Linked DNA regions of Homo sapiens: all the other regions are linked to region 1. Evidence: chromatin loops called from intact Hi-C (ENCODE). Cell type or tissue: mammary epithelial cell. All regions are shown on one strand. Links, peaks and the distances in the headings refer to the core of each region. The heading gives the core; the rest is flanking DNA.

What was found. Hi-C counts contacts between places; a loop is a spot of excess contacts. Peaks named below come from ENCODE experiments on the same cell type or tissue, not always from the same donor. Only the 100,000 strongest peaks of a DNase experiment are listed, where the experiment ranks them.
Region 2: a loop joins it to region 1, with 13 times the contacts of the local background. A loop is called at or near these places in 58 of 110 quality-filtered maps.
Region 3: it touches region 1 in a loop (14-fold over the local background); 23 of 110 quality-filtered maps call a loop at or near these places.

What each region holds. Positions count from the first base shown.
Region 1 is chr12:68,035,316-68,046,161 of GRCh38, forward strand. It overlaps the pseudogene HNRNPA1P70. Among named protein-coding and RNA genes, the nearest start is that of IFNG-AS1, 51 kb to the left of the region's middle. RefSeq lists an enhancer at 6,892-7,141. In mammary epithelial cell, for the core only: CTCF peaks have their summits at 5,327 (motif pointing right) and 7,340 (motif pointing left); DNase peaks (open chromatin) are centred at 5,356 and 6,976; H3K27ac peaks cover 2,507 bases.
Region 2 is chr12:68,315,040-68,323,412 of GRCh38, forward strand. It overlaps MDM1 (Mdm1 nuclear protein), which reads right to left. Exons shown (of 15, transcript NM_001354969.2): 5 at 8,034-8,201; 6 at 6,486-6,589; 7 at 6,308-6,407; 8 at 1,542-1,571; 9 at 1,039-1,214; 10 at 1-226. Among named protein-coding and RNA genes, the nearest start is that of MDM1, 13 kb to the right of the region's middle. In mammary epithelial cell, for the core only: a CTCF peak has its summit at 2,208 (motif pointing left); no DNase peak of the experiment used is centred there.
Region 3 is chr12:68,155,946-68,166,384 of GRCh38, forward strand. IFNG (interferon gamma) reads right to left here and starts at 3,795. Exons shown (of 4, transcript NM_000619.3): 1 at 3,557-3,795; 2 at 2,246-2,314; 3 at 1,968-2,150. The coding sequence starts at 3,670. In mammary epithelial cell, for the core only: a CTCF peak has its summit at 2,682; no DNase peak of the experiment used is centred there.

The sequences.
Region 1 (10,846 bases), core at 2,914-7,913:
AACATATACCTAAGGAGTCCAGGTTCTAGATCGCAGTGCAGTTTCTCTCGGTTTGGAGTCTTCATTATTTGTCTGTTTCCCTGGAGCTAGGATTCATCCCTGTAGTGAGCCTTCTGACTGCAGCTGATAGCATTCCTCTACCACACCTTCCGATGGGGTGGTTCAGGACCAAGAGTAGATTCATAAATACACAAGCCTGGACATCTGAATGAGTTGGGACTTTCTGGATCAATCATCCAGCCTTGAGGTAAGCTTTCAAGTGACTAACAAACATGGCAAGCATGTGCTGCATAGGAACCTACTGACCAGATGGAAGAAAACTTAATTGAATACAGAGTCCATTTTCAAAGTTTAGAATATGGTGTGTTGAGATACGTTTGTTAGTTTTCTCCTTTCTGCTAGGGGACGCTGTTGAGGAAGCATTGTTAAAGTCTCTCTTCCCACTGCTGTCGTGTCTAAGTTGGAGTCTCCTAAAGAGCCTAAATGGTTGTGGAAGCTCCTCATTGGAGGGTTGAGCTTTGAAACAACCGCTGAGAGCCTGAGGAGCCATTTTGAGTAATGGGGAAATGCTCACAAACTGTGTAGCAATGAGATCCAAACACCAAGTGCTCCAGAGCTTTTGGGATTGTCACAAATGCCACTGTGGAGGAGGCAGATGCATGCATGGCCACACAAGGGGATGGAAGAGTTGTACAACCAAAGAGCTATCTCAGGAGAAGATTCTCAGAGACCAAGTGCCCACTTAGCCGTGAAAAAGATATTTGTTGGCGGCATTAAAGAAGACACTGAAGAACATCACCAAAGAGATTATTTTGAACAGCATGGGAAAATTGAAGTGATTGAAACCATGACTGACCAAGGCAGTGGCAAGAAAAAGCGCTTTGCTTTTGTCACCTTTGATGGCCATGACTTCGTGGATAAGACTGTCATTCAGAAATACCACATTGGGAATGGCCACAACTGTGAAGTTAGGAAAGCCCTGTCAAAGCAAGAGGTGGCTAGTGCTTCATCCAGGCAAAGAAGCCAAAATTGTTCTGGAAACTTTGGTGGTGGTCATGGAGGCAGTTTTGGTGGGATAGACAACTTTGGTCATGGAGAAAACTTCAGTGGTCATGGTGGCTTTGGCGGCAGCTGTGATAGTAGTGGATATGGTGGCAGTGAGGATGACTATAATGGATTTGGTAATGACACTGGTTATGGAGGAGGTGGCCCTGGTTACTCTGAAGAAAGCCAAGGCTATGGAAGTGGTGGAGAGGGTTGTAGAAACAAGGGCAGTGGCTTCTGTGACAGCTATAACGACGGAAGCAGAAGGGGCTTTGGCAGTGGTAGTGGAAGCAATTGCAGAAGTGGTAGAAGATACAATGATTTTGGCAAGTACAACAATCAGTCTTCAGATTTTGAACCCATGAAGGCAGGAAACTTTGAAGGCAGAAGCTCTGACCCCTATGGTGGTGGAGGCCAATACTTTGCCAAACCACGAAACCAAGGTGGCTATGGTGGTTCCAGTAGCAACAGTAGCTACAGCAGTAGCTACTGTTTTTTGTTTTTGTTTTTTTTTTTTTTTGTCGTTGTTGTTTGGAGACGGAGTCTCGCACTGTTGCCCCCGGGCTGGAGTGCAATGGCGTGATCTCGGCTCACTGCAACCTCTGCCTCCTGGGTTCACACAATTCTCCTGCCTCAGCCTCCCTAGTAGCTGGTGCCCACCACCACACCCAGCTAATTTTTTGTATTTTTAGTAGGGATGGGGTTTCACTATGTTGGCCAGACTGATCTCAAACTCCTGACCTCGTGATCCACCCGCCTTGGCCTCCCAAAGTGCTAGGATTATAGGCATGAGCCACTGTGCCCAGCCAGATTTTAATTACTGTCACGAGACAAAGCTTAGCAGGAGAGGACAGCTGGAAACATGACAAGGAAACTACAGGTTACAACAGATTTTTTAACTCAGCCAAGCACAGTCGTGGTAGGACCTAGCTGCTACAAAGAAGACATGTTTTTGACAATATTCATGTGTATGGGCAAAAATCTCAAGGACTGTAGTTGTGACCAATTGTACAACAGTTTATTTTAGTTTCTGTTCTGTAGAAAGTGTAAACCATGCCTATAAAGGGTTTTAATGTCAATTTTTCTTTGCACCCATGCTGTTGACTGCTCAATGTAATAGTCTGATCATGATGCTAATTAGATGTGTCCTTTAAAAAACAATATGATGTGTTGTAGTACATTGGTTGGCTGACATTAATGAAAAGACCTACCTATTAACATTGATAACTAAATCTGGACTTCTCTCTATAAAGCTACCCAATTGGGTCCCACTGGCTGAACTTTATATGCTTCAGTGGTGTCTTAACAAAAGACTGCCTCTAAATTAGACTAAGTGTCTTAGAACCCTGTGGTCTAGAGAAATGAAGTGAAATGTAATAGCTGGGAGAAACAGGGCATTATACATCTTGAAAGAACTATCTTTCAAGATAAACTAGCACCCCACTCTAGCCCAGCTTCATGGCTGACTCTCAGAGCATCATATTTTCCACTGATGGGCTGAAGATTCATAAATGTAGTAAACCACTGAAAACAATTGCTTCATAAGACTTCTTTAGAAAATTCCTTATGGTACTACATCTACAATGTAGAGGGCTTGTCTTCAGCTCCCTCAACATCTCAAATTTTTTGACACATTCAGTACATGCCTGTTATGTCTTTAATCCCAGAACACATGTATTTTCCCCTTCCAGATGATTTCTTTGCAGATTTCACAATGGAGAAGAGCTGTCACAGGTGGAAGTAATCATGCTGTCACAAAGATATTACTTTTTTCTTCCAGTGCTGGAAGGCAGTCAGGAACAAGCCATGCATTAGTTTAAGAGCCATGAGATGTATAACTCCAGTTTTTTAAAGCTCATAGTAGAAAATGAAGAGGGGGCAATGGCATAGCAGGTGAATGCATTTGGGGTGTGTTACAGACCAAGCAAGAATCAATCACTTATGTCTGTCAGACCAGATGGATCTGGAAACAGTTTAATCCTCAGGGCCAATGTGATATGTTGTGATATGTGATATGTCACAATAATATGTTTTCCCCGCAGGTTTCAAGCCTGTTTAAAAAAATGTTTTTAAACTTGAAAGGAAGACAAGTGACCAATATTATAAGGTTAATGCAGAAAATAATGGTCATAGTATTTAATAAACTTCAATTTATCAAATAAACCTGTATGTCAGTCTTTCTGGCTTTAGGCCTGTTTGCATCAGAATTATCCTGGAGGATTCTTAAAACAACAAAAATAAGCACACAAACATCTATTTAATCATAAGGGAATTTTCACCTAAAATAATCTCCCCCTGTGATGTAGATTCACACTGGAGTTGAGTATAATAATTTTGCTCTCATCAAAAATAATCGGAAAGAGAGGAGCTTTGGGATATGTCATTTTGATCTAAGAAAACGTATTGGCTTTCTTGCTGCTTCTTTGGATTCTTTTTTGCATATCATCTGGCAAGTGAGCAGGTGCACAGCTCTGATAAGCAGGAAGGAACCCCCGACCCCACCACCACTGCCTCAGAGCAAATACTCAATAAATGGTCACCTCATTTCCACCCCCCTCCCTACTCCCACCCACCAGGCAAGAAAGCTTAAACCTAGTAAAATCTCTGAGTGCTCAACATGGAATGGAAAACCCAGAAGAGCAAGGTTGGAAATTGTAGCTGGGAAGTCTCAAGTTCTCTGGTTCCTCCTGGAAGAGGGCATGAAGGTGGCTTTGTGTAAATATGGGCATATTGATTTTTATTTGATGAGCCATAGAAAACTAGATAGTCCAGAAATAAATAAAGGAACTGGGAATGTTGGAATCCACAAATATTGACCATCAGTTTGGGATTGGCAGCTTCTCTCCTTCCCATCTTTATTACAAGTTATAGCGCCGTTACCTTAGATGCACACATGCTTTACAATAATGTTTTTGAAGCCAAGCCCTAGAGATTTCTCAAATATGCTTCCTATGTCTTTCTAGAGGCCCAAGCACACACCTCCCTCATTTATTGCCTCCTATTCAACTTGCGCAGCTTTTATGTGGTTTACATATAAAGCTTCTGTTTAAGATTGTGTTGTCTGGGCGCGGTGGCTCCTGCCTGTAATCCCAGCACTTTGGAAGGCCGAGGCGGGCAGATCACGAGGTCAGGAGATCGAGACCATCCTGGCTAACACAGTGAAACCCCGTATCAACTAAAAACATAAAAAATTAGCCGGGCGCGGTGGCGGGCGCCTGTAGTCCCAGCTACTCCGGAGGCTAAGGCAGGAGAATGGCGTGAACCCGGGAGGCGGAGCTTGCAGTGAGCCGAGATAGCGCCACTGCACTCCGGCCTGGGCGAAAGAGCGAGACTCCGTCTCAAAAAAAAGATTGTGTTTACAGGGTTCCACTGCACATCTCATCCAGGTTTTGAAAAATATTTAGATTTTAGGAGTTGCATTCTACTCTAAGTAACAACTCCAAACCTGCACCATATTTATTGGGTGACTTTAGGCCACAGTACCATTTTGTACAGTAAGGTATCTTCTTATGAAACAGAGAAGATATGCTTACTTCCTTACAGGATAAATAATGTGATGCTGAATAAGATAAACCTAAAGTTACTAAGAGACAAACACTGTATATTAAGTGTTATAACCACACATCAGAAGACCATTTTAGACTGTGGTTTCAGGGTGCTAGAATATTCGAACCCTGTTTGCTTAGCTGACTAATCTAACTTTTTGGTAAGACTGGTTATATTTTTTTCTGTATAGAGAAGAGGTGATGAGAGAAAGTATTCTTTAGTTTATTCATTCACAATTTTTTAAAAAGGTCACTCTGGTTACCGCATGGAGAGCAGAACTGGTGGGGAATCTGTTCATGCCTGGGGAGGCCATTTAGGCACCTGCTGCCGTCATCAAGGCAAAAGATAAATACCTAAGTTTAAAAGCAAATTTATTTTTACAAGGTATAGATGTAAACAAGTCTCATATGCATGCCCAATAGATCTACTTTGTCCTACCAAAGGAGAAGGAGGATAATGCAGATATAAACTCTAGAACAAGACTGCCTTGGTTCAAATTCCAGCTTTGTCATTGTAGGACCTTGCCTAGACAAATTACTTAATTTTTTAATCTCTGTTGTCTCATCTTTAAAAGGAGGCTAATAGTAGTATCTGCCTTATAGGATTGTCAAGAATAAAGGAGTAAGTATATATGAAGTGTTTAGAATAGTTCCTTCCAGTCAATCAATGGTAACTTTTTTTTTTTCCCCCAAGCATAAAGGATCTAAATGGGGCAATGTGGCTAATGGCCCCTAGAGGGCAGCAGAGGAATAAGAACAGAGTGGACGACAGGTTCAGAGAAAGATGTCCTGTCTGATGGAAAAACGGGGAGAAGGGCACTGTGAATCATACAAAATGGAGACTGAGCTCAGGGCCATTTATAGCCTGCTTTGGGGACGTTTTCTAATAGTTCAAATCACTTTGTAGACAAAAATCAAGGACTGGAATAAGTGTAGTAATGAGAAGGATCCAGTCATGCATCTGAGAGCATACGTCCAATAAACCTCACTCAAAAGCTAGCAAGAAAATCTTGACTGTTGGCAGGAAGCATAGCTGATACTGAGGGCTGGGGCCTGGGTGCCTTTCCACTTGGCCCTTTCCATGCGACCTGGGCTTCCTCACAGCATGGTAGCTGGGTTACAGCATGAGTGTCCCAGTGAAATCAGGCAGCAGTGGGATCACGTTTTAATGACTCAGAAAAGACATGTATCACTTCTGCCATATTTTAATAGTTAAAAGTCTAACAAAAGCCCTCTTAGTTCCAAGGGGATAGGACACAGACTCCAACTCTTGATGAGGGAGTAGCAAGTTTCTGGAAAACTATATTAACAGGAAATACTGTAGTCATTTCCATAAAATACAATCGGTCACAAAGTGCTTTCCTAGAAGTTCATACTGGATTCTTTCTGCCTCATTTTCACATACAAAGCATCAGCAAATCCTGACAGACTGGGCTGCAAAATACATCCCAAACCTGATCTGATCTCACCATCTCCACTGCTCCCACCCTCGTCCAACCCAACATGTTTCTCTACCTGGATCACAGCAAAGTCTACTGAGAGGTTCCTCATCTCCAATTTAAAACCCCATAATCTACTATTTATAGGGCAGCCAGTGAGAACTTTGAAAAAATGTAAGTCTAAGCCTATCATCACTGCTCATCTTAGAACTATCCAATGGCTTTCAATTATGCTTAGAATAAAAGCTAAACTCCTAATGGTGGCCCACAAGAACCTCCATATTTTGGCCCTATTTATCTGTCTCATTTCATCTTCAGGCTTCTTTCCACCACACTCTGACCTTCTTCCTCTCACTTTAGCTCCTGGGTATGTTTTCAACTCAGGCACCTCTGATCCCAAATCTCTTCATATTACACTGTTCCATGATTCAAATCTGCTTGAACCTTCCCAGACCACTCAATATAAATGAGCATCAGTCCCATCACCGTCTATTCCTTAACCCTCCTTTATTTTCCTTAATGTACTTATCACTGTCTGAACTTACACTGTGTATGCATTTGAGTCCTTGTTCATAGTCTGCGTCTCCCTCTAGAATATTAACACTTTATGGGCAGGGCTTTGTTTACTGCTTTATTAACAGTGCTTAGGTCCACTCAATAGTTAAGTTGAATATTGAATAAAGAATAAAAGAAGAAACAAAACAAACAGTATAGCCTTTCAAATCAGTGGTGGTGTAAACGAAGATCTATTATCACTGTCATGAAAACATGTTTGTGTTCTTTACTAGATCTGGGCTATCCTTTCTTAGTGTCCTGTGGTTTCATGGACTAGTTTAGGAATGGTTGGTTGTTTCTAATGTGTAGCACTTAAGAAACTTTCAGCTTGAGCCTAAGTGTTTCCAGTGCTGAGGTTCAGTCATGTCTGGGCATGTTTGGTGAGGTGGTGGTGACAGGCCTCAAATAATTCAATTCTAATGAAATATTTGGCTTTAAGTGGATGAGGAGGAAAGGTACTGTGGCTTTGGCGTGGGTGTAGTTGGGGGTAGGTATAGAGGAGAGGAAGAGAACCCGAGGACAGCGATGTTCAAGTGAACATGTTATCACTCGTCTGGGCTTCTCAACACAATTGAACACACTTCCTATATTTGGAGAATTCCCCACCTCCTCTGCAGCCAGTACACTGGTCTGTGACACAGACCCAGACAATCACGTGCACCTCAGCAAGTTTTCTAATCACAAGCATGTATTGCAAAGAAACAAGTGCCACCTAGAGCCCACTCTGGTGAGAATGGCAGCTGGTGAATTCAGTTACTAGAGGGAGGGATGGCTAAGGTCACACCACGAGCTAGTACCAGCAGGAGTCTGTGCCTGGTGGAGTCAGCAGTTATTCCCACCTGGTCTGTTCTTTACTGTGACTCTGAGAATTGGTGCTGGCTGGGAAGCCTCCCAGCCTGCTTTCCGGCCTCCTGGGAAATCTTATATTCTTTAATAAATTCCTTTTCTGCTACTACTAGATTTTAATTGGTGACAACTGAGAACTCTGACAGAAAAAGATGGGGTGTTTAATTCCAGTCTACTTCACTGATTAGGCCTGACACCTAGGGAGAAAAGATGTAGAAGCCAAAATGTCAGGAATTATTTTAATAAGCAATTTTGTAAGACTTGGAGTTTGAACAGCGGTACTTTGCTCCCCAGGCAACAAAGTTCTGCATCAAGCTGGAAAATGAACACTTGCCCACTTTTCCCTGAAATACAGCAGGGTCCTGGCTCCATGGAAGCTCTGGTGAAATCGTCTTCAAACATCTTTTAGAAGGCTGAATACTTTTCCATTGAGATACACAGGACCCTTTATAAAACAGATGAAAATGGACTGCTTTGGTCAACGTGACACTTGGAGCCCCTAAAGCCAGGATGGCCTCATAAACCCCTCAGTGGTGAGGCTCAGTGGCAGTGCCTGGCTGCAGGCTCCCCAAGTCTGTGACACCCAGCAGGAGAGGGACAATCTCCTGAGACGACACCTGAGAGATGCATGCCAGGAAGGTAGCAGGTGCCATATGAGCAGATTTATCTCTGAGCATATGCCCTGATGGCTCCAAAAAGGCTGGTGGGGAGGCAACTTTGCAAGGACTTTGGGCTTTGTTTCAGGAATGAAGACAATTAACCACAGGATTTGAATATTCTGTAATTAATGTATTTTCTAACATAATCTAGTGAAGCCTGGGGAATTTTTAGTTGCATACCTCTTTACTCAACTATGTCTTAGCAGTGGTACATTATGCATATTCAAGTCATTGAAGTTGCCTAAACTTTAGTAAACTTGCTTATTCATTCTGTTGCTCATTAATTTCTCCCAGCCTTGTGGGAGAGCAACTAAAGTTAATCATCACTACCTCTCCACCTGGCTCTCCAAGGGTTGTCAGTGCCTATCCCCCACCCTTCATTCATCTCTCAACACCTCCCAGAGAGCTCCGGACATCTCTGGCATAATGTTCTGATCCAATATTTGCCTATTGGACTTCATGTCCTCACATCATTTTAGCTGCCTTTGTTAACCAAATTCCCGTAGGTATTTTATATATAAAAGGCATGAGCTTCAGGAGATGAGTGAGAATCTAATGCTTGATGATCTGTCATTGTCTCCCATCACCCCCAGATGGGACCATCTAGTTGCAGGAAAACAAGCTCAGGAGGCTGGGCGAAGTGGCTCACGCCTGTAATCCCAGCACTTTGGGAGGCCGAGGCTGGCGGATCACTTGAGGTCAGGAGCTCGAGACCAGCCTGGCCAACATGGTGAAACCCCGTCTCTACCAAAAATACAAAAATTAGCCAAGTGTGGTGGCAGGCATCTGTAATCCCAGCTACTTGGGAGGCTGAGGCAGGAGAATTGCTTGAATCTGGGAGGCAGGGGTTGCAGTGAGCCGAGATCGTGCCGCTGCACTCTGGCCTGAGTGACGGAGCGAGACTCCATCAAAAACAGAAAACAAACAAAAAAAAAACCAAGCTCAGGGCTGCCACTGATTCTACATTATAAGTTGCATAATTATTTCATTATATATTACAATGTAGTACTAGAATAAAGTACACAATTAATGTAATGCACTTGAATCATCCTAAAACCATCCCTACTGCACAGTCCATGGAAAAATTGTCTTCCAGAAAACCAGTCCCTGGCGCCAAAAAGGTTGGGGACCACTGAGTTAAAGAAGGCTGTAACCTAGACAAAGGCTGGAAATTAGACAAAGATGTGAGATCAGGCCAGGGTATACTATACTCTAAATGCAGACATTAAAAATGAAGCAGTTTGTACCTCGGCCAGGAAGACTTTTATATGATTCCTTCAGTAGTTGAAAGTGGTAAGCTGATGAGCCACATTTCAAAAGCAAATGGTCTGGGAGACACTTAAAGAAGTGAGTGTGAGGACAGCACTAGAACTCTTACGGCTCCCCACTGCCTTATCACCAAGTCCAAACTCTATATCAAGGCATGATCCAGCTCCTGCCTACTGCTTCAACATTCCTTTAAAAATAAAATATCCCAATTATCCTGATTTGATCATTATGCATGATATGAATGTATCAAAATAGCAAATGTACCCTTCCAAATATGTACATCTATTATGTATCAATAATAAAATGTTTCTTACACATAACCAGGCACTAGCCACAAAAAATAATAATAATAATAATAATGCGGTTTCTCGACTGCAGCAGGCTCATTACTCATTCTTGTGTTTCCATAATTTGTATTCTTAATTCGTAAAGACCTTTTCTACTATTTCTTCTCCTGGAGAACTCCTGCTTTTCAAAATTGGGATGCTCAAACATCCCAATGTCTCTCCTCCCTAAGGTCTCCGTCTGACTGGATTAGGTGCTGCTGGTCTGCACCTCTAAGCACCCTTCCTGTGATTTCCCCATCATCATGTTGGTGAGACAGCACGGTAGCTATCAGTAGCTTGATTGTTTCTCCTTTAATTGTAAGATTCTTTTATTATTATTATTATTATTATTATTATACTTTAAGTTCCAGGGTACATGTGCACAAAGTGCAGGTTTGTTACATAGGTATACATGTGCCATGTTGGTTTGCTGCACCCATCAACTCATCATTTATATTAGGTGTTTCTCCTAATGCTATCCCTTCCCCAGCCCCCCACCCACCAATAGGCCTGGTGTGTAATGTTCCCTGCCCTGTGTCCAAGTGATCTCATTGTTCAATTTCCACCTATGAGTGAGAACATGTGGCGTTTGGTTTTCTGTCCTTGTGATAGTTTGCTTAGAATAATGGTTTCCAACTTCATCCATGTCCCTGCAAAGGACACGAACTCATCCTTTTTTATGGTTGCATAGTATTCCGTGGTATATTTGTGCCACATTTTCTTAATCCAGTCTATCATTGATGGACATTTGGGTTGGTTCCAAGTCTTTGCTATTGTGAATAGTGCCACAATAAACACGTGTGCATGTGTCTTTATAGCAGCATGATTTATAATCCTTAGGGTATATACCCAATAATGGGATGGCTGGGTCAAATGGTATTTCTAGTTCTAGATCCCTGAGGAATCACCACACTGTCTTCCACAATGGTTGAGCTAGTTTACAGTCCCACCAAAAGTGTAAAAGTGTTCCTATTTCTCCACATCCTCTCCAGCATCTGTTGTTTCCTGACTTTTTAATGATCGCCATTCTAACTGGTGTGAGATGGCATCTCACTGGGGTTTTGATTTGCATTTCTCTGATGACCAGTGATGATGAGCATTTTTTCATGTGTCTGTTGGCTGCATAAACGTCTTCTTTGAGAAGTGTCTGTTCATATTCTTCG
Region 2 (8,373 bases), core at 1-5,000, 280 kb after region 1:
TTCCTCTTCATTGTCGTCCTCCTCCTCTTTCTCCCCGGGCTGTTTCTGTACGTCTTCACTTGTGTTCTCTGTATCCCAAGCCAGCCGCCTTCTAACGGGTATGGTGGGAGCTGACACACCCAATTTCTCCGTGGTATTTTTCTGGGGCTGTTCTTCCACGATATTTCCTTTTTCTTCTGGTTCTGTAGAAGGACATTTCTGCAAAGTCTTATGGCTTGTAGGATCTCTGCGTAACAAAATCAATTTTATTTTAAATGTGAATAGTTTGCACTTTTCTAATCAACACCAATTTTAGTGAGTCCATCATTTCCTTCTACTGTTCACAACTACATGTTTTCCATAGATATTGCCTTGCTCAGGTATTGAAGAAGGAAATCTAATTCGTTTTATAGCAAAATAAATGAAAGTCATAATCTGGAGTTTCTATTAAAATATTCCAAAATGTATTTATCTTCTTTTACTCCTACCTTCACATATGCTTGTGTACATCTGCTGACACAAGTCATACCTAGCCCTAAACTGGCATTTACACACATAAACTAGGACCCCATGGTCTAAGTTCTTCAATTACTTTCACTTACAGATAATTAAATCATGTTCATTTTAACCCAGAACAGCAGAGCGCTCTTCCATAAAATCAGCAGCCAAGTTCTGAATTAGCCACAAAATCTATTAATGAATAATAGCTATGTATTAATAGCTTGCAGTCTCTACTTTTTTATTGTTGTTGACTTTCTTTTTACCTTCTAAAGGTCTTTTTACATCTACCATGTAATCATCCCTACTCCGCTATTAACTGCCAACAAAAAATATTATAAAAATCTAGCCTTCCAGATTTACATTATGTGTTATTTATACATAAATAAAGCAATCTACATTGCTTTATTTTTCACTGAGAATAAAAATGAAATAAATGGCTGCCACAATTCCATTCGACTAGGAGACACATTTTGAGTAGTCAGGTCATTTTCCTATATCATTCTATGATCTACATAAGCTTCAACAAACTTTTTTTGCCATCCACAAAGAATATCTCACCCAGCAAGATCTAATGCTCTGATGTTGCTACTAACGGTTCCTTCTGAGCTTGTGGTTGAGGAGACATCCCAACAGCAGTTGCTATCAGATAAAATCTGATTCAGATGGTCCCGAGAAAAATGCGTCCCCTGAACTCGCTTCCTATAAAACTCAGCCTTTTCTCGGAGTTCTTTAACCTATTCAGGAGAGTTCAGACATCATATACTATTGTAAATGCTTCTTTACAAACAGCACCAAGTAGCATATCAAAGACATTGCACAAATACAGCCAGGGACCAAAGACAAAGGAAGGCAAAATTAGCCACATACAGTCATCAGACTGTGCATTTAAGCAAAAACTAAAACAATCAAGCTAAAGCATGATGCAGTTATTTTATTTCAGACCAGCAGGCAGGGAGAAATTCATAGCAGCTAAGAAAAATATTGACACCTACTTTTTATTCCAACTGAAATTACACAAGTAATCTATGATTATAGTTTTTAAAAACTCAAAAGCAACCAACCTCAGCATACCACATGGCATTTAGAGAACCCTAGAGAAGGAATACAGAAACACACTTAATGATAGGTTAATGCCATAATTGAATATTAATGGGAATCAATGAAACACATTATTCTCCCTTCTAAATATCTACCAAACTTGTCAATCAATATTTCTTGGGATTTTTAGTAATTAGTTCAGTAACCAAGATACCTTATTATTATCTTGAAAACCAGCCACATTCTTGCATGGCTAGGATGCTGCTGATGACAGATAAATTAGGCAATCTAACTATTATTCCTATTTCCCTACCTCTGGAAGAGTACTTACACGCCAAAAATCCCTAACCCAGCTTTATTTCATGGCTTTGTATACAGCTACTACTGCTACAGAAGCCCTCACTGGGAGATGAATGAGGTTATGAGGCTTCCCTCTCCAAATTCCTCAATATTCCCTTGGAATCAGCAAAATCTCAACTTTTTTTTTTTTAAAAAAGTACTAAATATATAATTTAAAATAATAGCCCATAAAATCATAATTGCAATGTGTTCAACAAAGGGACAGGATAAAAAAGTTCTGCTGAATAATAAAGTGATATGAATTATTTAATATGCAAGTAACATTTTCTGATGAAAAAAGCAGCCTTCATACCCATTTGAAACCTTTCACTTTATACATCATACTGCCACCTGCTGGCTTCTCCAAGTACAATTCCACAATGTAAAAAAAATTAAGTTCAAGTTTTACCCTTAAAATTCTGTTCAGTATCTTTATTTAATCTCAAAAAACACTAATTTTTTAAATCATCAAGACAGAAAATCTTTATTCTAGAATTGCTTTTCTTTCAGGGCAAAAAAAAAAGCAAATAATGAAACAGCAATGTAAAAGCAATTGTAGAAACATAGCTCCTTAACAAGGTACGATTTTGAATGCAAAGATGAAAGTGTTACATCTCTAGGGAATTGGCCAAAGCAAAAGACAGCACCTATATGGCATAAGAAACCATATAATCCCAACAGAGTCCTACTCTAATGAACCATACCTGAAAAAAGTTCCTAAAGGATAATTTGAAATATTTTCTTCACTGCCAAAAAAAAAGCTATGTTCATTTATCATTTCTATCAACTCCTATACCTTTAAAGAAAATTTCTAGCAGTGGTTTTTGCATTTAACAGGTAGAAGTGAGGTACATGAATTAACTCTACTGAACTTCTAACCAGGGTATTCTGAATGCACAGGAACCTTGTTATAAAGTGCCTCGATATACTCCAGATTTTATTGCCAGTAAGTGCCCCCATGCTTCAAATGTTTCAGGGCCACTCCATCACCTACATGCCTCAGCATCACTTCCTCCTCTGTGTTCTCAGAGTTCTTTGGGCACATCCCCATTAATACATATTCAATTTTACTGGAATTAATTGCACATGCCCTCCTCCTCCATCAACCTATGAACTTCTTGAGGTGAGGGAAAACGCAGCACTTAAGCACTGAGCCCACAACCTGTCCTGAGTGCAGACTAAGTGGTATGCCTGAGCTAAACATGGCAGCCAAAGATAAGCAAGAAACTCCCTGCACTCAGTGAGCCAACCTGTACATAAATTGTCATAATATTGATGGGGGTCTATGCCATAATAAACAAATGAAATGAAATGTAAGTTGAAGGAGTAGTTCAAAAGGGGGACCAATCAGTCCTGCACTGTGTTGGGTAGATTGACGGGGCAGTGGGGGTGGAAGGGACAGCAGAGGCAGCTGCATCTATCCATGCATGATGAATGAAAGGATGGATGAATACCCTCCATGTACACAGTCATCCAGTTTTATTTGACGTCAATTTTATTTAGAAAGGAGGGGGAGAGTATACTTCATAAAAATTCTGAAGACTTTGATTTATTCAGTTCTATTTGTTACTGACATTTAAAACTAAGTGCTTTAAATTTACTATATCAACAATCTTTATTAATCTCAGTGCTAATATTATATTTTACAAATATGATTTTAAATATCTTTAGCCCTAAACTAAGATGAAAAATTAAAAGGCTGACATTTTCCAAAGTAGTATGTTCTACTAAAAAGAGGAGGAAAAAAATCAATAGCATGAACTCAATGTTAAATAGAACAATCCCTATAGCCAACTGCCAGAGCCACCAAAAAGGATAGAAATAAACCATTCCCAACTCAACAACATACACACACCTTTCTGGGCCAAGTAATGTTATCATATTATATATTATGATACAATTATAAGTAGAATGTTTCCTTTTCTGAATTTCTTTGTCCAAATTAAGAGTTCAACTAAATTATTTAAAACATATGCAGAAAATTCAAACTCAAGAAACTGGGGATAAAAACTCCTTTTACCCAAAAACCATCCCCCCAAAATGAGGGGTCACTTTATACCTAGTCTTTACAATGTCTGTCAAATTACAGGACATCTCTCAAATGCAGGACTTTATCTTGAAACACAGTCCTATTTGTGGAAGACACATTGGAATAAAATCACCTCAACCAATCGATGATGAAAAGATTACCTAACAATTAAGAAAAAAAGAAGTTTAACATAGATTAAGTAGTTATTCTGAGGATAGAACCTAAAAAGTTCTAATTGCTGACTATTAAGAAACAATCCCTTAAGTGAGCATTTTAAAAAGCAATAGTCAAGTGGTTATTATAATGGAGATGACAAATACACAACCACTGGGCAAATAAAACCAACCACCCTAATGCTCTATGAGAGGTAACTGGGACTTGGCATAGAATTTCCAGTGACTAGACTATAAACAGATTCAAAAAGTATATCTCAAACATAGAAAGAAATAAAGATGATATATGGACTCGAAAACTAATGTGACTCAAAAAGTGAGTTAATATTCCAACAACAAAGTCACTTATGTCTGAGTGCATGTGAGGAGTGTGAATACACTCCTTCCTGAAATGTTAGGAGTGGGAAAATGAAGGAGTACTGTACCTTATATTTAGGAACCTCATAATCAGATGCCTATAGTAAATGACTTCCAAGAGATATAAGTAAAACATGGCTCATATTAAATGTCTATAACCTGGTCAACTAAAACTGTTATCATCAATGATCACTGACTTCTTAGCTAAAAATTCTTATTCTTTTCCAACTTCAATTTACTTTTTGAATTATTTTTCTCAAAGAAATTAAGGCAAACTATACCACTAATTTAAATATTTACAACCACCATTATAGTATTTAATAAGCAAAAAAAGCTGCATTACCAAGATATCATAATAGGAAACCTTGAAAAGTCTATCTTAAATTGACAACAACAATGTTCTCTTCCATCAAGGCAGGATAAGGAATCTCATCTTACTATGACTTCAGTTTTAACAATCTTCTCAATTAGATGTTTAGTTCTGATGCCTAAACTCATCTTAGTTTAAAGAAATCGCTGCTCGGCCTTTTGGCTGAGATCAAGCGTAGAAATCTCAGAGAAAACACAGTCTTCAAAACAAAGAGTTTCTCATAACCTCAACCTAGTGTCACGCCTAAACACAACAGGCCAGCGGCTGACATCAATTTACCAGCCACACATACTGTTCTGCCTCTGTCCTGCTTTTCCTCACTCCCACTATCAGACTCCTCAGTCAGGGAGATCTTTGCCAAGACTTGGGATGGTCATAAACTGCTCAAGAGTTTAGCTGACTCACTGCCTTTCTTCCATCACGGGTGCTTTCGATGCTCCTAGTTTTAACTTGATTTCACTAAGGTGAATATATGAACATTGCCCCAGATAATATCCGGGACAGCTTTGAGCTTTGTCTTTTACTTTGCCTGTGCTGTCTTCAGGCCGTGCTCAAATAGAGAAGTAGAAAGAAAGCAAAAGAGTGGCCACGGTGGAAGGAATCAAGTGACCTCCTGAAACAATATGCAGACAGCATGGCAGTCGCCAGGACATATGTCTGGGAGCTGCAGCTCAAAGAACCAGCAGCTCAGCGCACCCGAGCACCAGCCCCTTCCCCCAGAGGCTGATTATATATAATTGTGGGCCATGGTTTTAAGTAATGAGCTAAATAAAAGACTCATTCCCCATCCAAATTATCCTTCTGTTTACAATGACAGGGGGAAGTGGGATGTTTACTTATGTCTAAACAGAAACATTTTAATTTAGCTTGTTCTCACAGAAAAGGCAAAAAAAAGTCAAGATATGATTTGAAAGATGCTAATTAATACAATAACAAAAAGGTTCCATTCTCTATCCTTTGAGTATAAGAAGCTAGTACTAAAGTAGCAATTCTCAACTCTAGAATTACCCTTCCCTTCAAACCTATCTTCAGATCCCCAGAGTTTCTCCCAAGTCAGAGTACCCCAAAACTGTAGCTCACACCTCTAACAACACAAACTTCACCTTTCTTTTGCCTACAAACTGTAATAGTACACATTGACAATGGGCATCACTATCAGATAAATTATTTCATCTTGAAAATTAATCTTCAGTTGAGACAGTGGAGGTCTGGAGGTTATGAAATAATCGAATCTATAATGATACAATTCTATAAATTGACTATTAACACAATCAAATGTTTGATGGTAAAAAGCATTAAACTTAAAAGACCTCAATAAATATTAATTTCTGAAGAGCCAGTGGCATTAAAAAAAATGATAATTTACATTCTAATACATAAGTTCCTGATACTATTAGTGCTATTATTATATCATACTTCTTTAAATTGTGGTCTCTATTACCAAAAGGAACTCGTTGTGAAATTAAAGTGTTAACAGAGGCTGAAAGAACATGTAGGCTTATTGAGGTCATGTACACTCACCTGATTTGGCATGTTTCCCTTTACATGTGTCCAAGCCCCAGCTTTATATAAATACTGAGCTGGGCTCAGAAATTTTGCTCTATATTCGGAATTCACCTTCCTAATAGAAATGAAATGAAAGTAAATATTTCACCATGTTAATCATTGAAATACCATATTTTCCTATTAAAATACATACCCAAGCCTTTGATGTTTCCAAGGAGTAAGCTTCCTTTTAGGCTGGTGTAAGTCTTTTAATTCCATCTCTGCTTCCAATTTTAAACGATCGTCTATTTTATTACTCTGAAATGGAAATCATTTAAGCTTTTTATGCTTAAGATGTTACACATTAAAGTGAAAACATGCATGTTATAAAGTTAGACTTGAATATTTAATGACATTTCTATTTTTAGAAGCTTTAGATACTAAAGAAAATAAAAACCATAAGAAATCAACAAAGAAGTTTTGAAATTTTTAGTATATTTGGTTAGTTATTTTTGAAGTTTAGCTGAGGATATAGTTTCATTTTCTAACAATAAAGATTTTAGATCTTTGGCTAAGGAAGAAAATTTTTAAGTTAACAAATACATATCTAAATAATGTTACCACATACTGAATTTGATATTCTAAATTTACAATTGCGTTACAGTAATTAAACATAAGATCCTGATGAATTAGTTACCAAATCGCTTTACTGAATAACAATTCTTTTTTTCTCCAATAATATCATAGGCCTAATATATGTGTGTGTGTATACATCATTTTACTTTTAGTCATATTTACTTGTAATTACATACTTTCTATTTTTAGGACCATAAAGTATCGGGTATCAACATTCCAGGAGATTCAAAAATAGTATTTATACCCCAATTACCTGTAATTTATAATCATGTTAGCCTGATTCTGCAAATTAAATGGCTGTAATATCACACAGAAGCAGTTGTTTGTATATTCTGAGGTAAATCATGTGAATTATACTGGCTATAATTTGGCATGCTAAAGCTTTGGTTTAAAATACATGTGATGGCCGGGTGTGGTGGCTCACACCTGTAATCCCAGCACTTCAGGAGGCCAAGGTAGGCGGATCACCTGAGGCTAGTAGTTCGAGACCAGCCTGGCCAACACAGTGAAACCCGCATCTCTACTAAAAATACAAAAATTAGCCGGGCATGGTGGCGTGCATCTGTAGTCCCAGCTACTCAGGAGGCTGAGGCAGGAGAATTGCTTGAATCCGGGAGGCAGAGGTTGCAGTGAGCCGAGATCGTGCCACTGCACTCCAGCCTGGGCGACAGACCAAGACTCTGTCTCGAAAAAAATAAATAAAAATAAAATACATATAAGTATGTATGTGTTTAATTTCCATAACTTAAAATAAGTATTTCTATCACTACTGTTACCCCTGGAGGTTACTGTAAATCCAGTCATTTGATATTAAACTTACTTGACTTTGATACTAAACTTATTAGACTTACTTCCTGTATTGTTAAGTACTCATCATGCTGTATCATTTTTATTTATGTCTGTCTCCCCACTAGCCCAAGAGCTGCTTGGGGCTATTTGCCAGCCTTGTATTCTCAGTACCAACCCATGTCTGCTCCTAGTAGCTGGCTCAATGAACATTTGATGAACAAATGAATTAATGAACTAGTGAAAACCAAAAACTCCCAGGTGGTAGTAAGTAAACGAAAACGTGGAGAATCTAAAATAACGGGGATTTTGTTTTGTAAGGTTAAAAGTTGATGAATACCTTCCTTTCAGGAGACACTGTTTCAAGATTTCTGTTTTCTCTCAAATCATTTCTTAATTTTGGTTCTTTCACTGGAGATAAACCCTTGAAATTTCTTTTGTATTCAGTTTCATGGATGACTGAGTTACCTTTGAATGGTGGAACAAACTGGCTTTTATTGTGGAAAACCTTAAAACAAAAATTATTTTAGTTTAGTTTTGTTGATTAAATATGCGGAACTTTGGTCTTCAATTACTTAACAAAACATAAAGTTGAATTACAGGACAAAAAAATAGCAAAGTTATATATGATTTTAATTTCATTTCACATATATTATTAACATCCAAAGGTCAACTTTATG
Region 3 (10,439 bases), core at 1-5,000, 120 kb after region 1:
GAGTAACTATAGGTCAATGATTCTCACTGTTGTGCATAGCAGATTAATCCGGAAACCTGTCAAAGACCTCAGAGATCCAGGTGCATGAAGTGGAAGGACTGTGCCCTGTGCATTCACTAAGCTCCCCAGGTGATTCTGACATCCACCTAAGTTTGAGAACCACTGATCTAGGTTAGGTACCCTAGAAAACACCAAATCCAAAACGAGTGAAAACTGTAATTTTTAATTTCTCCCAGATTAGGTCAGTCTCTCAATTTCCATAATAGATTTTAAAATAAACACCCCCAATCATATTTATATATGGCTTACTGATATATAAAGTTTAAAATTAAGAATTGCAACAACTTTTCCAGTACCCTGCCTTCTAGGCAAGCAAATTGAACTACTTGCATCTCCTCACTCTAACCAATAGGGCCATTTAGATGATGCTTCATAAAATGTGGACCATTTACCTTCCTCTTGGCTCTGCCATTACATTTTTTCTAATCTTGGGAACACTATGGCTACTCACCACATTTCTGAGGATGGCTGGGGGATTACAGCTAAAGACTAATTGTCAAAGGGCATAACATGCATAAAATAGCTTAGCAACTGAGCCAAAGAGAATAATAATTAATAGAGCTCACTCAAGATTGCCCATCAAGAAACAGGAGGTTTGTAGCTTCCAGAAGGAAGAAACCACAGATTTTTTTTCATTTTTTTAAGGCCCAGTTCCTGCAGAGTAGAAAAAATTTTCGACAAGCTGTGTGTTTGCAAGTGACAGATTTTACTTTCCAATGTTCAAATCATCACCAAGAAACTAAGAGACTTATCCAGGACTGAACAGTAAGCCAGGGGCACCACTGGATTAGAAACAAGTGCTGAGTGTCTAGTTTATAACCAAAGGAGACCTGTTGCCATGTCTCTCCTTTCTGTTTCTGGGGGCTTACATGAGAGGAGTGAGAGGCAGGCCCAGCAATAGTGAAAGCTGAGCACATATCCTAAGAACACAAATGCTAGCTTGAAGACCCTGGTCCCTCTCATTTGAGCCCATTTATATCAAAGTCAACCCCAAAGGAATCTAGAGGCCTTTGTCTTCTAGAAAACATTTTGAAAAACATGATTTGTCTTTATGCCTCAACGTTATCTTTCTGTTTATAGAAGCCATAACTTAAAGATACAAGTTCATGAGGTAAGACTTAGGAGTCTAAGGAGTTCTCCAGCTGAGATATTCTGAAAGTTGATAGAGAGTTGATAGAACAATCTTTTCATAAGGTATAAATTCTATCTATTTTTCCCTAAAAACAAACAAACAGCAACCATTCTTGCTTCTAATTGGGCAGTACAATCTGATAGGTTGGCTAGAGACTTGCAGTGGGGTGTCCCTGGTACCTATTCAAAGACTGTAGCTTTCTTCTATCTCATTCTCATTTTCTATTCTTTGCATTGTAGAGTTTTGGAGCAAAGAAGGTCATCAAACTTATACAGTGAGCCTAACAGTTTCCTTTTAAGATGAGGAAACTGAGCCCCAGCCAGCCATGTGATTCATCACAGTTCCTTGGTGGCTGAGTTGGGAGGAGAACACACATCTTCTCAGCTCCTCCCACTGCTCTTTCCATTAAGACAGACAGCCTCTCATTCAAAGTAAGAGAATTTCCATCATATGAGCAAGGGACAATGAGAGAACTGCTTCTCAGTACTCCCCGCTTCTTCCTCACCTACTTCCTCTTCACTGGATTTGTCAACTCACCTGTCTTTACGCAATAGTTACAATGCCAGCATTTCTCTACATTACATACTTCAGCGATTCTCTTACTGGCTTTGCAAAGTCACCCAAACACGAATGGAAATAGTAAGGTAGAGTTTCAGCCATGAGTTGAGTTCATAGCTTTAGCAACTGTTAAATAGCTAATGTCTACTTTCTGGAGAATAAATGCTTTGCAAGACCCTCGGCAATGAAACCAAAGAAAGAATTTAAATAGCCTCACCGAATAATTAGTCAGCTTTTCGAAGTCATCTCGTTTCTTTTTGTTGCTATTGAAAAACTTGACATTCATGTCTTCCTTGATGGTCTCCACACTCTTTTGGATGCTCTGGTCATCTTTAAAGTTTTTAAAAAGTTTGAAGTAAAAGGAGACAATTTGGCTCTGCATTATTTTTCTGTCACTCTCCTTGGAAGGAAAGAGCACAAACAGAGGATGATGTGAATTTATCCATCAGAAAGCAAGCAACAGGAAAATTAGCCAAATGGGAATATTCAGCTTACCTCTTTCCAATTCTTCAAAATGCCTAAGAAAAGAGTTCCATTATCCGCTACATCTGAATGACCTGCATTCTAAAAAAAAAAAAAGAAAAAATTGGTTTACAATTAGCCCATAAATTGCCTTAAAAATATATTTCAAGTTTCATTGAACTCAGATGTGACAATATTCACTGATTTCCTTTTCAACTCTTCTGCTTAGTTCTAACAATAAGTATTCCCAAAAGGCTTATGTGAGATATAGACAAAGACTATTATGTTCTTTTAGCTTTTTTATTTCCCAATATAACCATTAAATTGCAATGTCACAAATGAGCTCAACAAAGCTGATACTCCAAAGGTCCCAAAAACTATAGTAAGCTAAAGAAAGTATTTTCAAGCTAGGCTAAAAAATACAAAAACAAAAAACAGCAAAGCCACCCCACTATAAAATACTGCCCCCCAATGGTACAGGTTTCTATTACATCTACTGTGCCTTCCTGTAGGGTATTATTATACGAGCTTTAAAAGATAGTTCCAAACATGTGCGAGTGTGTGTGTGTGTGTGTGTGTGTGTGTGATTTGATTTTGTGTTGTAAGAATAAAATCAATTGTGAATGTCTGAATATTATTATGACAGCTATAATTATAACAGCTAAGTTTTAAACAAATAATGAAATATTTAAAATGTAAAAACTTTTCATTAACCATCAATAAAATTTTAAAAGAAACTCAAAAAATTCACTTAAAATTTTTAAACATTCCTTAGCCAGAATCATAATTCTTCCAAAATCCCAGTGAGCAACGAAGTTCCGGAATACTTCACAAGTAATATAGATAGAGAAGCAGAATGTTGAAATCACTTTTTGGAGAAAATCACCTATCAGTTATTTTTTTAAGCCAAAGCTTTAAGGACCTTTTTGACTTTAATTTGTAAACATTTCCTATTACCTTTTTAATGCTAATCTTGACCTTAGAGTCTGAGAAGTCAAAAACTAATAACCAATCATTTTTTTCAATCTGCATACTCCTTGACTATCACAACTGAATGAGTTCCCACCACAAAATTATTAACATCATTATGCTTCATACCCATATTATGCCCATCTTTTGGAAAATTCATAAATCCCTTTTAAGTCTCTATACAAACTGAGCAGAAGGTTAAAACAATATCTAGATTATTTAGTCAAGGAACTCATCTAGTCAATAATTAACAAAATAACACCAAATCTCAAAATGACTGCCTACAAGAGATGACAGCCTATCAGAGATGCTACAGCAAGTCGATATTCAGTCATTTTCAACCACAAACAAGTACTATTAAAAAGTCATACTTACAAAATATTTCTTAAGGTTTTCTGCTTCTTTTACATATGGGTCCTGGCAGTAACAGCCAAGAGAACCCAAAACGATGCAGAGCTGAAAAGCCAAGATATAACTTGTATATTTCATCGTTTCCGAGAGAATTAAGCCAAAGAAGTTGAAATCAGTAGTTCTTGTATCAAGCTGATCAGGTCCAAAGGACTTAACTGATCTTTCTCTTCTAATAGCTGATCTTCAGATGATCAGAACAATGTGCTGCACCTCCTCTGGCTGCTGGTATTTATACCTAATTGAAGTCTCCTGAGGATTACGTATTTTCACAAGTTTTTTAAGATGAGATGGTGACAGATAGGCAGGGATGATAGTTTGTATTAATAACTAAGGTTTTGTGGCATTTGGGTGTTGTAGTTAGAGTTTCCTTTAGACTCCTTGGGTCCTTTGACGATGAGACAGACCCATTATGCCCACCTGTGCCATTCTGGTGGGATTCTTTGAAGGCACTTTTACTTCACACCATTCAAGGACTGGAAATTTTTTTGTACCTCCCCACTTCGCCCTGGTAAAATGTTGACTCTTCATTCACAAAGCACATTGATCATTTGCTTGTGGTTGGGAACAAGTGAAAAACGAAATTCTAGGGCCTCTCAAACCTTTACAAAGGGGCAGCCTTTTAAAATTTTTCTTGCAAATGACCAGAAAGCAAGGAAAGAATGCGGTTAAAAGAACAATTTGGTGAGGAAGTCCTTCATCAGAGTTGGTTAGTAAAATATCTACCACAAGTTTCAAATTGCTCTAGATCAGCACTGCCCAGTAGAAATACAATACAAGCCACACAGGTAAATTTAAATGATCTAGTAGCCTCATTAATAAAAGTTTTTTTAAAAGGTAAATATAATTTTAAAATATATTGTATTTAAACCAATATATCCCAAATAGTACTTCAGTATGCATCAATATACTACATTGTTAATAAGGTATTTGACATTCTTTTTGTCATATTAAATCCTTGAAATACAGTGTAGAGAATATTCCCAGGGGGAGTTCCAGACGCAGTGGCTCACACCTGTAATCCCAGCACTTTGGGAGGTTGAGGCGGGTGGATCACAAGGTCAGGAGTTTGAGACCAGCCTAGCCAATATGGTGAAACCCCATCTCTACTAAAAATACAAAAAAATTAGCCAGGCATGGTGGTGTATGCCTGTAATCTCAGCTACTAGGGAGGCTGAGGCAGGAGAATGGCTTGAACCCAGAAGGTGGAGGTTGCAGTGAGCCGAGATCGCGCCACTACACTCCAGCCTAGGTGACAGAGTAAGATTCCGTCTCAAAAAAAAAAAAAGAAAAAAAGAAAAAAGGAAAGAAATACAGTGTATATTTTAAGCCTACGGTGCATCTCAATTTGGTCTAGTCGTATTTCAAACGCTTAATGGGCACATACTGCTAGGTGCTACTATATTGAACAGCATAGCTCTAAACAATTTATTGTTCCAAATAATCAGTACTAACAGAGAATCTTTTTAACTTTTTATTTCTTTGTCTTTCAGATACAAAAAAAAATAGGATTCTTTCTCCTCCTTTGTAATTTATTTATGAAGTACAACACTTTGGGATGGCACAAAAAGCCCTCCACTCTTTGGTTCAAACCCACTTTGCATTTCTACCTGTACTGTGTACATAACAGTATTGCAGTTATGGGGCAAACTTGATTCCTGACTCCTCTACTATCTAGCTATATGATTGTGAGTTAGCTTCTTAAATCTTCTATGACTCAGTCTCCTTACCTGTAAAACTGGCTTGATAATAGTATCTTCTTCCATGCTTCAGTTGAAAATTAAATCAGGTAATCCTCATAAAGTGCTAGGAATTTTTCCTGGCATATAGTAATCACTAATAAAAGTTTATTATTATTTTGGCACATTGGATGACTAGTCATTTCTTTTTTTTTTTTTTTTTTTTTGAGACGGAGTCTTGCTCTGTCACCCAGGCTGGAGTGCAGTGGCGCAATCTCGGCTCACTGCAAGCTCTGCCTCCCGGATTCACGCCATTCTCCCGCCTCAGCCTCCCGAGTAGCTGGGACTACAGGCACTCGCCACGCCCGGCTAATTTTTTTTTTTTTTTTTTTTTTTGTGCTATTTTTAGTACAGACGGGGTTTCACTGTGTTAATCAGGATGGTCTCGATCTCCTGACCTCGTGATCCGCCCGCCTTGGCCTCCCAAAGTGCTGGGATTACAGGCGTGAGCCACCGCACCCGGCCTAGTCATTTCTTTAAAAAAAAAAAAAAAAAGTACCCTGGACCTTTGCTCATGCTGTTTCTTTGGTCTTGAGTTCTTTTTCCCCTCATTTGTGCCCCTGAGAGTAGTAGCCATCCATCCAAGCCCGGCTTAAAAATTACCATCTCCCTGAGTTTTTCCAAAATTATCCTCCTTAAAATTAATCTTAGATTCTCTATACAAGTCTTGGTTTATACTTTTCTAAGAGTTCTGATTCCTCAATCTTGATTGAAGATAGCTATTCGCGTGTCTTCTGCCATGTTAGATTGAGTTTCTGAAAATCAGAAATTGTTTCATTGCTTTTATGATGGCTTTCTCTTCCCTAAAATATTTTAGCATGGAGATTTGCTCATAAAGAGCACTGAATAAATGTAAATTCGAATGCTTGCCTAAGGCTCTCTTTTGAGTTATTTGCCCTCAAATTCTAATTCCGATGTTATCAGGCCTAACCTGTAAGAAACTAGTTTTTAATTAAATAATATTTATGATTAATGTTAGAAACATGATGCTGTGTCTCTTTAGCCAACACTTGCTGACTGCGACAATTTCGTGTATTCTTTTATGTGGGAAAAAAAAGCCAGAAAGCTCTTTGAGGGGCGATCTTCCCAAAGAATAAATAAGATCAAAACATTTATGTGGAACCAAACCTCATGTTAAGCAAGTGAAGAATGTAAAAATTACATTGTTGCATACAAAGCTCTACTGTTGCTCTGCTCAAGAAAAATTACGTCCAGAGAACGTGCTTGCAGGTGGCACAGGGATTTGGGTCAGAGCCTGAGACACTTTGCAGGTTCTCAATACCTTCCAATGCCCAACCTCTGAGTCACTGGAAGGAATGTTCCCAACTGTCTGGAAATAAGTAAAAATTAGTTCTGCCTGGTCCTTGATTGCTCCACTGGAATGTAGTACTAGGATTGAGGAGTTAAGAATAGTGGGATCCATAAGAGGGAATGATATACTGCCTAGCCACTTGTAAATTGAGAATGCCTATTCAAAATAACAGATTATATTAAGAATATGTTTACAGTGTGGCAACTGTTTACAAAGAGTAATTACACGGCTAAAATCCAAGCTCTAATAACTCTTGATGGCATGGCCAAGCACAGAATTATGGAATTATAGATTATCTATGGTCAACCCCTTACCTTTTAGATTTGTAAATCCAGACCCAGAAAGACAAGTGATGTGCTTAAATTCATTCAACTGGCTAATGCAGAACTGAGTCTAAATCCAAGATCTTCCCAAAGAGGATGGAACCCTTAGTCAATCCATCCCCCAATCTATCAATATCCATTGAGATGATTGCATGTACCTCTACGTTAGATATGTGAATTCAAATAACTACACCCTATCAGGCTTTAGTTTCTGAGATTTTTTCTTCTGTAGAATTTGTGAGATAGTAATCACACTTTAATTCCTTAAAACATAGTAAGACTGCAAGTATAATTTGAAATTGTTTCTGAAATATATTTTTGAAATTTTTGCCTAGACATCCCAGCCAACCTGACTTCATGGACATGCAACCTGTGCAGTCTGACAGGACCCTGAACTTAGAACAGCCCACACTTGGTTTAATGCTCTGTTGTCACTTCCTTGAAATTTCTAATAACTCTTCAAACAAAGGACACACATTTTCGTTTTGCACTTGTTTCCACAAATTATGCAGCTGGTCCTGCATTCCAGACTGGCAGTGAAACATCTGCTATTAGATTTTCATCTTTCAACATATGATTCTTTTGTTCAGAACATTATCACTACAATAAGTATATACGTTTGTGATCTTTTCCTGTCTTGTCAACTTTGCAAACAAAGAAATTTCTCTCTCTTTTCTGCCTGTAAAACACCTTTTGTTGCACATGCAAACTAGAGGTTTCACACTTTGTTGGTTTGGCCAGTTCTGAGACTGCAGAATAAGTCACCATCAAGATATACTTTAAAAGTTTTGCAAAGCCATCAGGAGCCAAGGTGTGACCATATTACTAAAACAGAGGGGCTGAAAACTTTCTTTTTTCTTTTCAACTAGACTTTTTTTCTGAAAACTGGCTATGGTTATACATGACACATCAGCAACATTTCAATCATATCTCATGCTATCCTCAGTCTTAACTGAGTAGGTAGTCAGTAAGCCAAAACTTACACCTTGGTTTCCCTTTTCCTCTGTCATCAGCAGTCACATCCTAGCACTCACAACCAAATTATCTCATCCAGACTTTGGCGTAGATTTCTTCCACTCAATATGAGTCAATATTGGATCCATGCCCCCACGCTATTTTGACTTCCGGAACTCCTGACATCATGCAAGCCAAACCTACGGAAGAAGCATGACATACAGAATAGAAGTCCACACGGAGTCAGATTTTCCCCGCAATTTGACTCATAAAATCCCGTAAGTTAGAGGAAGATTTTTCTGAATCCCCCCTTTTCTTTTGTGCCTTCTGGCCATTTTTGAGGAGTGGTTCAAAGAATATAGAAGGTATGCTACTTACACAGTACAATCATCAGATTACAATATTCTTAATTTTATATCAGATGGGATTGTGTATTGATAATCCAGAGATTCATGGTCCTGCTTTGAAGGTTGTATTTTTGTTCCACAAGGAATTTTAATGCACCAAGTGCCAAATACTTCGATTGATATGGGGTTTCCAAAGAAGGATGAAAAGTTCTATTGTGAAAATGTTGGTTTATATCCCAATTTCAATTAATTAATATGTGCTTATTGAATTGAATGCCTACTAGATATCCATAGCTTTAGGGGTTACAAAGAAGTTAGCAGTGAGACAATCCGGTAGGAGCATATGTCACCACATTGGAAGCTAGGATTGATTCCTGTTCTTGTTGCTGAATAGGTAGAATAGGTATCCATATTCCCCACCTTTTCTCCATGTACATCCTCTCCAGGTGGTTCATATCGTTAAGAGGACTTATTATTGGTCAGAGGGAAATACACACATTGACATATGTATTGTGTTTCCTCCTCCTATACCCAAGGCAGACGTCACTAATCAGTCACGGCATTCCTTTCTATTAAATCCAGATATCACTGCTGAATCCTTCTCAACACTGAAATCCAGATAGATACTGACTTATTTATATTTCATTGCTTATTTTCCCTATTAGGGCAAAGGTTTACTTGTTGTTATGCCTCTTAGATCCTCCATATGGGTTCATTCAACTTACAAAGAAGTAAAAGGCATAATCTCTTCCTCCAAGAAAATTAGTATTGGGGGAAAACGTAACAATCCATGAAGTAATATAAGGGAAAGAACTTTGGCCTAAGAGAAAGGAGTCCCAAATTCTGGTCCTGTGTCTGCAAGTGATGTGAGATTTTGAACAAAGCCTTTACCCATGCCTCATATTTAACCACATCATCTTTAAAATGAAGACTTAACTCTAAATGAACTCTAAGTTTCCTTCTATTCTTAATATCCTACATTTCTATGATTGTGATTTATGAGGAATATAAGACATTACTAAGGACTAAGGTTGCAAGAAGTAAAGACTCCAACAGACTTAGAAATTCAGAGAAATCAGCCAAGTGCAGTGGCTCATGCCTGTAATCCCAGCAGTTTTGGAGGCCAAGGCAGGCAGATCACCTGAGGTCAGGAGTTCGAGACCAGCCTGGCCAACATGGTGAAACCTCATCTCTACTAAAAATACAAACCCCATCTCTACTAAAAATACTAATCTCATCCCTACTAAAAATACAAAAATTAGCCGGGCATAGTGGCGTGTACCTGTAATCCCAGCTATTCAGGAGGCTGAGGCAGGAGAATCACTTGAACCCAGGAGGCGGAGGTTGCAGTGAGCCGAGACTGCACCACTGCACTCCAGCCTGGGTGACAGAGCAAGACTCTGTCTAAAACAAACGAACAAACAAAAAAAAGAAAAGAAAGAAATTCAGAAAAAATCATTGTCTGAATGGTGGAAAAGTTGGGAAATTTTACCCATCACTTGAGTTTTTAATTTAATTTGAATTTGAGCTTTGAATTGGATTGAATTTTTAAACATACATACAATTTGTAGGAATAATACTTCACAGCTTGTACTTAAACCTTCAGGTCATGTGCTTTTTTACCCCAGTGATCTCAAGAAATGAGTTGTCCTCAGGGTAGCCCCTGAAATGGCAATGGCATGAGGCTTTGAAAACTTGTATATTTTTCCAATGGAAACTTACTCCTGTATCTCTCATGATAAAAGTTCTATACAGCAGACTGGCAGGTTCACGTTCTCTCCTATGCTACCTGGCAGAGGAATTCTGAGTCCATGATGAGCCAATAGATAAGTTTCTTTTCTCACCAGTGTTTAACCTGTCATTATTACCATGTCACCAATCCCTGAACCAATTTAAGAAGTATCAGAATTAAATTCCCATCCATTGATTTTTCAAATGGAAATATTTTTTAATGGTTGTAAAATTATGTGGGATCTTTTAAATAAAAAAAAAAACAGAAAATACAGAACAGCATAAGAAAAGAAAAAAATCACCTATGATTTCACTTTCCACAGGTAAATATAGTTAGCTTTTGGAGACAAAGTATTTCATTATTTTTTTCTACCTACATAACACAGTGCCTGGCACAAAATTTTTTCCCAATAAACTTCTGTGGATTAACGAAATATGAGCCAA